Regions from separate parts of the Homo sapiens genome. Here region 2 is linked to region 1. Evidence: chromatin contacts called from ENCODE Hi-C or POLR2A ChIA-PET data. All regions are on one chromosome and are shown on one strand. The core of a region is the stretch at or near the end of the contact, and the rest is flanking DNA. Distances in the headings are between cores, read along the strand shown. Region 1 has its middle 86 kb from the start of BCAS1-AS1. Region 2 has its middle 130 kb from the start of ZNF217.

What was found. A loop is a pair of places that touch in the nucleus more often than their neighbours do. ChIA-PET counts read pairs that join two places held with the same protein, here RNA polymerase II (POLR2A). Pooled maps may share reads with other maps.
Region 2: a loop to region 1 is called in a map of endothelial cell of umbilical vein, with 6 times the contacts of the local background. The contact joins two enhancer-like sites. A Hi-C loop is called at or near these places in 10 of 168 maps with a recorded cell type or tissue (B cell, Calu3, MCF 10A and 7 more), 5 of 37 single-sample maps with no recorded cell type and 11 of 50 pooled maps. POLR2A ChIA-PET finds 5 or more read pairs at or near these places in 18 of 52 experiments (A549, A673, AG04450 and 14 more).

Annotation. Positions count from the first base shown.
Region 1 is chr20:53,826,193-53,832,687 of GRCh38, forward strand. No RefSeq gene overlaps it. Among named protein-coding and RNA genes, the nearest start is that of BCAS1-AS1, 86 kb to the right of the region's middle. RefSeq lists enhancers at 2,532-2,641, 3,908-4,052 and a cis regulatory region at 3,974-3,987. Within about 2 kb of position 2,528, at least 28 of the 41 ENCODE cell types and tissues checked have a DNase peak (open chromatin) inside an H3K27ac peak, as active enhancers do; they include B cell, PC-3 and Panc1, where a contact is called at or near this core.
Region 2 is chr20:53,717,320-53,723,814 of GRCh38, forward strand. No RefSeq gene overlaps it. Among named protein-coding and RNA genes, the nearest start is that of ZNF217, 130 kb to the left of the region's middle. Within about 2 kb of position 3,888, at least 4 of the 41 ENCODE cell types and tissues checked have a DNase peak (open chromatin) inside an H3K27ac peak, as active enhancers do; they include B cell, PC-3 and Panc1, where a contact is called at or near this core.

The DNA of each region.
Region 1 (6,495 bases), core at 1,278-3,777:
ATTGATACTCTGGGCTGGATGATTGTCTGTTGTGAGGCTGCCCTGTGCATTATAGGATGTTTAGCAACCTCCCTGGTCTCTACCCACTAAGATACCAGTAGTACCTCTCTCCTTTCCCCATAGTTGTGGTAACGAAAAATGTCTCTAGATGTTGCCAAATGTCTTCTGGTGGGCAAAATTGCCCCCATTAAGAAGCACTTCTATGAAGCAGGAGTACTTTCCTTTGGGTAGAGATGCTGGGCAAGACAGGGCAGGATGGCTAATGCCTAGAGTCCCAACACTTTGGGAGGCTGAGGCAGGAAGATCTCTTGAGTTCAAGAGTTGGAGACCAGCCTGGGGCAACATAGTGAGACCTTGTGCCTACTAAAAATAAAAAAAAAAAAATAGCCAGGTGTGGTGGTGCATGCCTGTAGATGAGCTACTTGGAAGGCTGAGGCAGGAGGATTGCTTGAGCCCAAGAGATAGAGCCTGTAGTGTGCTGTGATTATACCACTGCACTCCAGCCTGGGCAACAGAGTGAGACCCTGTCTCAAGAAAAAAAGAAAAGAAAAGAAAAAAAGAGAAACCGGGTAGGAAGACAGGCCCACCACCCAAGTCAATGTGTTTTCTGAGCAAAGCAGAAGGAGATGGATCTACAGATGCGATCTGTACTATGAACAATTTCAGTGGCTGCAACGTTGTGCAGTGCTTTAATTTCTCACAAAATAATTTTGGGAGAGGGTTCATAAAAACTGGGAAATACCTGTGAAAATGTGAGATTAATGTAAGTATCGTAGCAGAACCAGAATAAATGAAAGCTCTCTAGTGTCATGATGAAAACTATTAACTATTACTATTAACTATTAACTAAGACTGTGTCTGATTCATTGCTTGTAACACAATCCTTGAAACTGGGTGATTTATAAGAAACAAAATTTACTCCTTACAGTTCTAGAAGCTGGTTGAGGAGAGTCATCTGGTGAGAGGCTTCTTGCTGATGGGGCCTCTGCAGAGCCGCAAGGCTGCACAGGGCATCACATGATCACATGGCACAAAGGCTGAGCATTCTAGCTCAGGTCTCTCTTCCTCTTCTTATAAAGACACCAGTTCCACTCCCATAACAACCCATTAGCCCATTAATCCATGAAAGAATTAATTCATTCATGAGGACAGAGCCCTTGTGACCTAATCACCTCTTAAAGGTCCAACCCCTCAATACTGCCACATCGGCAATTAAGTTTCAACAAGAGTTTTGGAGGTGACGAACACTCAAACCATAGCAGACTGAAATACCAAGTTTTATTTTGGCTCAATATTGTACTAGGTACATGATCATTCTTAAATTATTTAATCTTTGAAATCATTGGTTTCCTCCAGTATAAAAGATGATAAATGATATCAGGCAACCAATTGCTGATGTATGTGAAACTGTGAAGTACTAGGCAAATGGAATATTATTTAAACATACTCTTCAATTAGTTGAATATGAAAGCTACTTTGGTGACTTCTGATTTTTTAGAATCAGAAAATTTCCTCCCTTCCTTTCTTCTTCCCTCCCTCTTCCCTCCCTCCCTCCTTCCCTCTGTCCCTCCCTCCCTCCTTCTTTCTTCCTCCCCATCCTCCTCCCTCTTTGTCTCTTCTTAATTTTTTCTTTCATCTTCTTTTTGGCTTGTTGGTTAATGTAGAGATATAAGTGTTGTAACAAATAAGTTACTATTATTTTCTAGTATGTTCCAAGAAGCAAAAAAAAAAATATTGCTTGCCTGATTTATTACCAGTTTATTCTGTTCCTGCTGTTAAAAAATTAGGGAAAAAAAAGGGAAAGGAAAGAAAAACATTTCCAGTTCGTTGAGCTAACTGGTGGGTGAGAGGCTGAGAAATGATACCATCCTTGCGAAGGCAGATATTATGTCCCAAGAGCACACGATGTGTATGTTCTCAACCTTCTGGCTCTGTTCCACCTTGGTAATAATCCAACCAGTTAATTCCGTGGGACTTAAGCTTCTGGTCTTTGTCTGAACAAATCAGAAATTGCCAGAAAATGTTAGAACAAATTGTAGATCCCAGTTGTAGTGAAGGGTAGAATATATCCCAGAAACAAAACAAATGACTTAATCCATTGTCAGATGTGGGGGCTCTATGATTCATCCCTTAAAAGAGAATTATGGTAGGGCTTACTTCCCAAGTGAAAGAAAGACAATGTGCTCTTCCATCTAATCCGATTGTAGGAAAATTTCGGAATGTCACCTTTTAGAGTAAACATTGCTTGACTCTTAGATTAGGTCTGTAATTTATGGTGCAGGATCTCCTTTAGAGTTTTCAGTAAAGAATGCTGTATTTGTTCCTTTTCTGTTTGCAAAAATAGGCGTTTGGGTGTGACATCCCTTAGGGTGATCATTATCAGTGGATCATTTTACATATTCTTGTGCCAATTCTAAAATAAGCACATATATTTCTCAACCAGTTGAGTATCTCCTAAATGATGCTTTCTTCTCAGTGGGAAGCTTTGGATACTTATGAAAAAAAAAATCAGAGTTCTTTAAGTTGGAGAGTCCACGCTGATATTCATCACAATTTGCATTTGAATAGTACAAACTACAGGAAACCATGGTTGGGGGGGGAGGTGAAATTTTTATTATGTGCTTGGCGAGGAGTCTCTGAGTGTTTATAGTTTGGGAACGGATACTAGCAGAAGGCTTTCTGTTGTTGTTAGGGACGGCTCACATTCCCTTCCCACCCACTCACTGCCATCTACAGCTCAGCTTTGGAGTCAGAATAGCACTTTTCCTACGTTTAGTAGGACTAAGAAAGATTTTTTTTTCTCCCCTTGGCATATTCCTGCAGCTGGATATTAGGGAAGCAAGGAAGCTGTTGAATAGCTTTCTAGCTAACCACATTCATAGTATTCTTTCTCATCTTCCTTCAGAGTTTCTGTTTAGTTTTGTTCTGTTCTAAGGACCTATTTCCTCTCTAATGAAATTTTCGTAGGACCCTGTTGTTTGAATGTTTGTTTCTGGACCCTTTGAGGTTTCTTTACTGGCATTGTTATTTTGATTGGAGAGCCAATTTGCTATCTGTGAACTTTTGCAGATGCGTGAATCGTGAGTGAGATAGAGAGGTGACATATATTTGAGTGTGTGGTATGGGGGAGAGAAAGAGTCACTTTTTGTGCTCTTCCGGGCACGTCTTCAAACACACCATGCTGTCCCCCACACAGTGAGTAGAATTATCCCAACTGTTTTTAAGTTTTAAAGTGCTAACAAACAGAAAAAACAATGAAAATAATTTTCTCTTCAAGGATCTCTGAGAACTCTGGCCACACCTCATTCTTAAAAGCATAATATGTGAGTGACTAGGACAGAATTCTTTCCCTGGATTCCCTTAGAGAATGTCTCACGAAATAACGTCTCATGGCAATGAATCATCGGCTCAGGATCCGACCAGTAAGCCACTGGCCACATTTCTATTTTTAAGAGTCACTAGGAAAAGTTGGAAATAATTTTAGAAAATAAAGAAAATACTCTTTGGCCTTTCTTTCATTTTCTTTTCATTTGGGGAGTAAGTGGAGAATGGGGGAAGAGATCTCATGTCTTTGATTCATGTAAAGCCAAGTTCTGGAAATATAGCAAACGCAGGAGAACTCTTTCTTAAGTGGTAGGAACAGTCCTAATTCCCACAGTTTAGGTTATCTGGTCTATTTCAAGGTTTTGGTGCGTGAGGTTTGGTGTCAACAGCATGATATGATCTGTGGTATACTTAGGGTTCCCAAATATGAATGTAGAAGCATTGAAATAATTTATTTTATTGGATTTGAATTCACTAAATATAGCCCTTGAGTCATGTATAAAATCTCATTGTTCTAATATGAAACAAATGCTGAGTTTATTGTCAAGCCTAATTAACATGTCATGAACATGGGGCACCTGTAAATGATAGAATCTGAGTTAACAACAGCTCTCTGACTGTGTGCACGGGCTGTTTGGAGGGCTTCTTCATGCTCAAAGTTCAACGGCATTTAGAGTTTCAACAGTTCACTGCTTCAATTTTTGTTTACTTTCGTTTCCCCTGGGCAGAACTCTCTAATCTGGGTTTAACTTTTTATACTATACTTGTGAGAGGTGCTCAAATTACCCTACTCCAATAATAGCATACTCTTCATATGGGAAATTTGAAAAGTGCCTCTGCCCACTCTATACAGAATTTCCTGTGCTGTACATTTATCCTGCTGAGACAGGAAACACAATTATTGTTTGGAATTAAGCTAGACCCTTGAGGAACATGAAGTTCTGCTTATGGTTTCCCCACCCCCCTCCATCATCAGACATGGGTGTTGTTTTATCAGAAATAAATAAAAACGGATAATGTAGCTACAAATAGCTACAGGGAAGGAAAAATCTATTTGTAAGATTTTTATTACTTGTGCCTAAATAAGATGGTTCTCTGAACATTTGCTGACTGTTTACAAGAGAAAAATAATTATTCCTGGCTTGTAAGCCTGTCAGGCCATCACAGAAGAAGGTACAAACTATTTCCACATTTTTTAACCCCCTCAGTTTCTCTATGATTATTCGTTGACTATTTTAGCTGGTGACACAATGAAAAAACAGAGTCTAAGCAATTTCTCTAGGAATCAAGATTTATCTGCATTTTTTTTTTTTTTTTTTTTTTGGCCAGAGTGGCGTGATCTTGGCTCACTGCAACCTCCGCCTCCCAGGTTCAAGCGATTCTCGTGCCTCAGCCTCCCAAGTAGCTGGGATTACAGGCATGTGCCACCATGTTCAGCTAGTTTTTGTATTTTCAGTAGAGACGGGGTTTTGCCATATTGGCCAGGCTGGTCTTGAACTCATGATCTCAGGTGATCTGCCCACCTTGGCCTCCCGAAATGCTGGGATTACCGGCATGAGCCACCATGCCCGACCTTGCATCTTTGGATAATCAAATATTACCTCTTCAGAAAAGACTTCCATGGAAGCCCCTTATGAAATACTGCCAGAGCCCTCACCTCCCATATGGCTCCATTTTCTTGTCCTGTTCACTTTCTTCAAAGCATTCATCACTATGAAGTATTATATTAATATATGTATTATTTACTAGCTTATACACCTCTAGGACAGTGCTACCCAACAGAAATATAATGCAAGCCACACAGGAAATTTAAAATTTTCTAGGAGTCATATTAAGAAAGTAAAAAGAGGTCAGGCGTGGTGGCTCACTCCTGTCATCCCAGAACTTTGGGAGGCCAAGGCAGGCAGAGAGCTTGAGCTCAGGAGTTCGAGACCAGCCTGGGGAACATGATGAAACTCCATCTCTACTAAAAATACAAAAATTATACTAGCTGGGCATGATGGTACACACCTGTAGTCCCAGCTACTCAGGAGGCTTATGTGGGAGGATCGCTTGATCTCAGGGAGGTCAAGGCTGCAGTGAGCCGTGATCATACCACTGCACTCCGGCCTGGATGACAGAGTGAGACCTCATTTCAAAAAAAAAAAAGAAGGTAAAAAGAAAATGAATACTATTATATTTATTATAATAGTAGTGTTTCATTAAACCCAGTATGTCCATAATATTATCATTTTAACATGTAATCAACATAAAATAATTGTTAATGAGATATTTTTTATTCATTTTTTGAACTAAGTCTTTGAAATCCAGTGTGTGTTTTACTCTCACAGCATATCTCAGTCCCGACCAGCCCCATTCAAGTGCTCAGTGGCCACTTGAGGCCTGTGGCTACCATATCAGCCTGCGTGGCTCATCTATAAACTCCAGGTGGTCAGCAACTTTGTTTTGTTCCCTAGAGCATTGACGCACACACACTAAAGACATAGTAAATAGTCAATGAAGTAGCAAATGAATGTTAAAATTATAAAGACCACAACTGTTTAGCCAAAGGTCTGTGTATTCAATGCCTTCCAGCATGTTGCAATGACTGTAGTTTTTCTCTTTTTCCTAATGTTTCCTTCTTGCCCACCAATCTAAGAATATCAAAATGCAAAGAATGTCACTATGATCATTTGTTTTGTCATTGAACTAGTTTTTCTGGGAAAAGCCAGATACCATATCCCGTGGTGACTCTCTGCCCACACACCCCTCTGAATGGATTCATTAAAGTTCCATTCTTGCATATTTTTTCCTCTTGGCTCTATGTTCCATCCCTTTAATCAATTCTTGAGCTGCTTAATTAGCAATGATTCAAAACATTTTTTAAAAGATCACGCATCCGTTGATATTTTGCCAGCACCTCCTTCCTTTCATCAAGGCCAATAAACAAAAATGCATTTGGCGCCTTCTTTGTGCCAGATACCATTGCAGTAGGAACTGCAGATATACTTTAGCGTAGCGAAGACCCCAGTCCTCTCCCTCAGTCCAGTGGGGAGAAAGTCAGTCATTACGATGAGGATGAGGAGAGTCTGGTGGTACAGACACGAGCTCTGGTGATGGACAATGGAGGTTCAAATCCTGGTGCTGCCACTTGCAGCTATATGGGCTTGAGCCTGTCACAATATATCTCTA
Region 2 (6,495 bases), core at 2,638-5,137, 110 kb before region 1:
GGTACAAAGGATTTTGAGTCTCCCTTCTGTTTTCAAGTCCCTTCCTGTTTTGAGTCTTCCCTCCTGTTTTCAAGTCCCTTCCCTGTGGAAAACTTATTATTTCAAGTTTCTCATATATATTTCCCGAGTTATTTTATGAATCTGGAAGCAACCTCTGTGGTATGTATTGTGTACATTTTCTTTTCTTTTCTTTTCTTTCTTTTTTTGAGATAGAGTCTTCCTCTGTCGCCAGGCTAGATGCAGTGGCACGATCTCGGCTCACTGTAACCTCTGCCTCCTGGGTTCAAGTGATCCTCCTGCCTCAGCCTCCCAAGTAGCTGAGAATACAGGCATGAGCCACCATGCCCGGCTAATTTTTGTATTTTTAGTAGAGATGGGGTTTCACCATGTTGGCCAGGCTGGTCTCGAACTCCTGGCCTCATGTCATGTTATCCTCTCACCTCGGCCTCCCGAAATGCTGGGATTACAGGCACGAGCCTCCATGCCCGGCTGTTGTTATTTCACAGTGATTTTGGCGTCACTGCGTACCTGCCAGCACCTCCTCACTCTTTGCCGTAACTGCTGCATAGTATTCCTTTTAATGAATTAATTTCTGTCACCGGTCTCCTATGAATGAGTATTTAAATAATTTCTGCTCCTGTGCTCTTACAATCAGTGCTGCAACAAATAAACTTGTACGGTATTTCATGTGTGTGGGAGTACTCCTGAGGGAATAAATATCTAGGAGTTACACACACATTTTGGAGAAAATAATGAAAAGCAAATCTCCACTGAATTTTCCCATTCAAGGCTTGAGAGGTGATAAAACACATTCTCGGAGGCCAGTGTCTTGTTTTGGAAACACCACGTTCAAGGAGGCACCCGTCTGCAGCCCCACAGAGGCATGAGGGCCTGCTTCAGATCACTAATCTGGCATTAATACCCTCCTGAAAGGGGGGCGGAGGACAATAGCACCCAGAGAGTTTACACACTTGAGAAATGACTGGAAAGTAATTGGAGCTGGTAGCCATCTGCCTGGCTCTTTCTTTAGAGAGCCAGCACGTCTATCCACTGCAGGCACCAGAAGAGCCTCATGTGGGCTTCAGTCTCCGTCAGAGCTCACCCATCATTCTGGGGGCCCGAGCAGGAGCTGGTTTTCCCTGAAGCTCTCACATTCATCTCCAGGCTGAACTGGCTTTGAAGAAAGATGCCACCTTACCCATCTCCTCTGTCTGCCAATGAGAAAAGAGGACTTTTTTTTTTCTGGCCTTTCAGCATTTCACAATATTCTTCAAAATCGTTTCTTCTTTTCTTGGTAAACAATGATCGCTACTTGTGAAATCCAGTTTTTCATTTCACTTGGAAAGAAAGACTATTTCATTAGCTCATGAGCTTTTTTTTTTTGAGACAGGGTCTCACTCTGTTGCCCAGGCTGCAGTGCATTGGCGTGATCACAGCTCATTGCAGCCTCAACCTCCCAGGCTCAAGTGATCCTCCCACTTCAGCCTCCCTAGTAGCTGGGACTATAGGCACACACCACAACACTTGGCTCATTTTTTATTTTTTGTGGAAATGGGGTCTCACTATGTCGCCCAGGCTGGTCGCCAATTCCTGGATGCAAGCGATCCTCCTGCCTTGGCCTCCGAAAGCTCTGGGATTATAGGCATGAGCCACCATGCCCAACCTTATGAGCTTTTTCTATCTGTCCCAGCTAGGGGTAATTGTCTGAGCTGCTCACAAACCTGCAAAGCTCAGAGTGGGGACTGCTCTTGAAAGCTATGATGATGATTAATAATAATAATAAAATTATACTAGCTACCATTTGTTGAGAAATTATTGTTTTACAGGTTGCTATGGACTGAATCGTGTCCCCTCCCAATTCATATGTTGAAGCCCTAACCTCAAATGTGACTGTATTTGGAGTGAGAAAGTAATTACGGTTAAATATAGTCATAAGAGTGGAGCCTTTATCTGATGGGATTAGTGTCCTTATAAGAAGAGACACCAGGCCTGGTGAGGTGGCTCACGCCTCTAATCCCAGCACTTTAGGAGGCTGAGGCGGGTGGATCACCTGAGGTCAGGAGTTCGAGATCAGCCTGACCAACATGGGGAAACCCCATCTCTACTAAAAATACAAAATTAGCCAGGCGTGGTGGCACAAACCTGTAATCCCAGCTATTCGGGAGGCTGAAGCAGGAGAATCGCTTCAACCTGGGAGGTGGAGGTTGCAGTGAGCTGAGATTGGGCCATTGCACTCTAGCCTGGGTGACAACAGTGAAACTCCATCTAAAGAAAAATCCCAAAACCTCAAATTTGTCAAGAAACACAATTTTGGAGCTGGCAGGTTGCGTGAACTATAAACTGTATATAATATAGCCATATGACAATGCCAGCAAGTTGATAAACAGAAATTTTTTGAACTATGAAAGTTATTTGGTTGCAAATCCTTTGCAAAAAATGTGTCTGCTCTGTATAGAGTATTGAATGAAAGTATAGCATGTAGATTTTTACAAGCCTACAGGTACATAAATACTTTTGATTTTTCTCAATCTGTAGAGATTTGCTATAAGATAGTCTTTGGGCTAGGCGCGGTGGCTCACGCCTGTAATCCCAACACTTTGGGAGGCTGAGGCAAGCAGATCTCCTGAGGTCGGGAGTTCGAGAACAGCCTGACTAACATGGAGAAACCCTGCCTCTACTAAAAATACAAAATTAGCTGGGTGTGGTGGCGCTTGTCTGTAATCCAGCTACTTGGGAGGCTGAGGCAGGAGAATCGCTTGAACCCAGGAGGCAGATACTGCGGTGAGCCGAGATGGCGCCATTGCCCTCCAGCCTGGGCAATAAGAGCGAAACTCCATCTCAAAAAAAAAAAAAAAAAAAAGATATTCTTCGGCTGGGCATGGTGGCTCATGCCTGTAATCCCCGCGCTTTGGGAGGCTGAGGTGGGCAGATCACAAGGTCAAGAGATTGAGACCACTCTGGCCAACATGGTGAAACCCTGTCTCTACTAAAAATATAAAAATTAGCTAGGCATGGTGGTGCACACCTGTAGTCCCAGCTACTTGGGAGGCTGAGGCAGGAGAATCACTTGAACCCAGGAGGCGGAGGTTGCAGTGAGGCGATATTGCACCACTGCACTCCAGCCTGGTGACAGAGTGAGATTCAAAAAAAAAAAAAAAAGATATTCTTCAATCAACACTCTGTATACTTCTGTATAATTCTTCACAGAAATTATTCCTCAGATAACCTGCACTTACCATCAAACTTGTAATTATCCCCACACATACAAAGTTGCCTTTGAATGTGATGTTTCTATAGAGTACAAAGCTGAATTATTTTATTTTATTTATTTATTTTGAGATGGAGTTTCGCTCTTGTTGCCCAGGCTGGAGTGCAATAGTGTGATCTCGGCTCATCAAAACCTCTTCCTCCCAGGTTCAAGTGATTCTCCTGCCTCAGCCTCCCGAGTAGCTGGGATTACAGGCATGCGCCACCACGCCCGGCTAATTTTGTATTTTTAGTAGAGACAGGGTTTCTCCATGTTGATGAGGCTGGTCTCAAACTCCCAACCTCAGGTGATCTGCCTGCCTCGGCCTCCCAAAGTGCTGGGATTACAGGAGTGAGCCACCACACCTGGCCAAAGCTGAATAATTTTAGATTGTTCCTGTGTGTGAGTCTTCTGGAATGTCTCTGGGCATCTGGAGTCAAAAAGTGTGTTTATTCTTTAGTGAAAATGATTGCCATTGTTGTGAGAGATATTGAAAAATGACATCAAATTGCTCAGACCTTGCAGCAAATCACAGTGGAAACGCCTATTAAATCTCATATGCTCTTTGAATGGTCTTTGTTAATTGGAGCCACAGCACGAATGACAAAGAGACACTAAAATTATGACGGAGGATTGCTTCCTGTCTTACCTACTATATTTGGGTCTATTCTCATTTCAGTGAATGAGTCACAGTGAGGTACAATTTGTTTTTCCAAAGACAAAAAGAAATAGAATAAAAGAGGAGTTGGCAACATTTTTTGGTAAATGGTGAGATATTAACTATTAAAAAAAAACATATTTTAGGCTTTGGAGGCCAGATGGCCTCTGTAGTAACTTTTTTTTTTTTTCTTTTTGAGACAGGGTGTTGCTCTGACGCTCAGGCTGGAGTGCAATGGTGTGATCTTGGCTCACTGTAACCTCCGCCTACCGGGTTCAAATGATTCTTGTGCCTCAGCCCATAGCTGGGATTACAGTCCTGCACCACCACACCTGACTAATTTTTGTATTTTTAGTAGAGACGGGATTTCGCCATGTTGGCCAGGCTGGTCTTGAACTCCTGGCTTCATGTGATCCTCTTGCCTCTGCCTTCTAAAGTACTGAGATTACAGGCGTGAGCCACTGCGCCCACCTGGCCTCTCTGTAGCAACTACTAAACTCTGCCTTGCCCTGTGAAAGCAGCCATACACAATATGTAAATGAATGAGCATGGCTGTTTTCCAATAAAACTTTATTTCTCAAAACAGGCAGTAGGCTTAGTTTGCCAACCCCTGGAATAAGGCATAAATATTTAAAGATATAGATATGAATTGGCTGGGCACAGTGGCTCATGCCTGTAATCCTGGCACTTTAGGAGGCCAAGGTGGGCAGATCACCTGAGGTCAGAGTTCCAGACCAGCCTGGTCAACATGGTGAAACCCTGTCTCTACTAAAAATATAAACATTAGCTGGGCATGGTGGTACGCACCTGTAATCCCATTTACTCAGGAGGTTGAGGCAGGAGAATTGCTTGAACCAGGAGTTGGAAGTTGCAGTGAGCTGAAATCATGCCACTGTACTCCAGCCTGGGCGACAGTGATACTCTGTCTCAAAAAAAAAAAAAAAAAAAAAGATATGAAGTGATAGACATAAACAGATAACTTGAAGTGTGGCAGAGAATGTTACCTGCCAACCCACCATCCCTATTCTTTGTGAACAGAGCCACCATACTGTTGGGGTCAGCAATGTCCTCAGTTAAATATATCTATATCCTAGTCTCACTTGCCAATAGGGGTGACTTCTGAAGTGAAAGCAGATACAGATGAGACATGTGGGAATGCTCTGTAAAAAGGCCTTATCTTCCTTTTTTTTTTTTTTTTTTTTTTGAGACAGGGTCTCACTGTATCGCCCAGGCTGGAGTGTAGTGATGGTGCAATATCAATTGGCTCACTGCAACCTCCACCTCCCAGGCTCAAGTGATTCTCATGCCTCAGCCTCCTCAGTAGCTGAGATAACAGTTGTGTGCCACCACACCCAGCTAATTTTTTATATTTTTAGTAGAGACGGGGTTTCACCATTTTGGCCAGGCTGGTCTTGAACTCCTGGCCTCAAGCTGATCTGCCCGCCTCAGCCTCCCAAACTGCTGGGATTACAGGTGTGAGACACCATGCCCGGCCTAGGCTTTATCTCTTGGGCAGGTGCCATTTTGCCTTCTACTTTTCTTTTTTTTATCTGCCTGGAATATGGGAATGATTGGTGGAGCTTAAGTGGCAATTTTGTGACTAAGAGGGCAAGTCCGAGAAAATATTGGAAATCTCATCCTTTGCATCCTCGAACCAATGAATCAAACCAGCAGGAGCTGACCTCTGGACTTCTTGTTATATGAAGGAAACAACCTTTCTATGCTTAAGCCACTGTTTCATTTGGATCTGTATTTACTGCTGAATCAAAATTCCAATACTTTTAATAGAAATAACAAACATATAGTCCAGCTTACAAGTAGTAGAAGTAATAGTAATTTAAGGCTATGTGAACAATAGAGAGGTAGTATTTCGGATTGAAGACTTCAAATCCATCAGTTGGATCTGGGTGTCAAATCCTGCCCTCACCACTAACTTGGTGGTGTTTTGTTTTGTTTTGTTTTGTTTTGTTTTGTTTTGTTTTGTTTGAGATAGGATCTCACACTCTGTTGTCAGTGCTGGAGTGCAGTGGTATGATCTCGGTTTACTGCAACCTCCACATCCTGGGCTCAAGTGATCCTCCCACCTCAGTCTCCTGAGTAGCTGGGACTGGTGGCACACACCATCACGCCCTGCTGATTTTTATATCTTTTATAGAGATGGGTTTTTGTCATGTTGCTCAGGTGGGTTTTGAACTCCTGGGCTCAAGCAATCTGCCCACCTTGGCCTCCCAAAGTGTTGGGATTACAGGCGTGAGCCACCGCGCCCCCCACCCCCACCACTTACTCTCTCTATTCCTCAGTTTCCTCCCTGGAAAAATAGAGATCATAATATTATATGATTTATGGTATTGTTGAAAGACTTAATTATGATAATGCATACATAAAGTACTTGGCACATAAGAAGTGCTCAAAAAAAGAGAATATTATTGTTGCTGCTACTATTATCATTTTGTTGACCAGAGATGAATGACTATTCACTTCTCTGAAACAAGGGTGCAGGTGAAAACAGCGATGACATTTCTTCCCCACTCCTCACTCTTCAGGCCTCTCCATCATCTAGAACAATACGTGGAAATCCACTCACGACCTC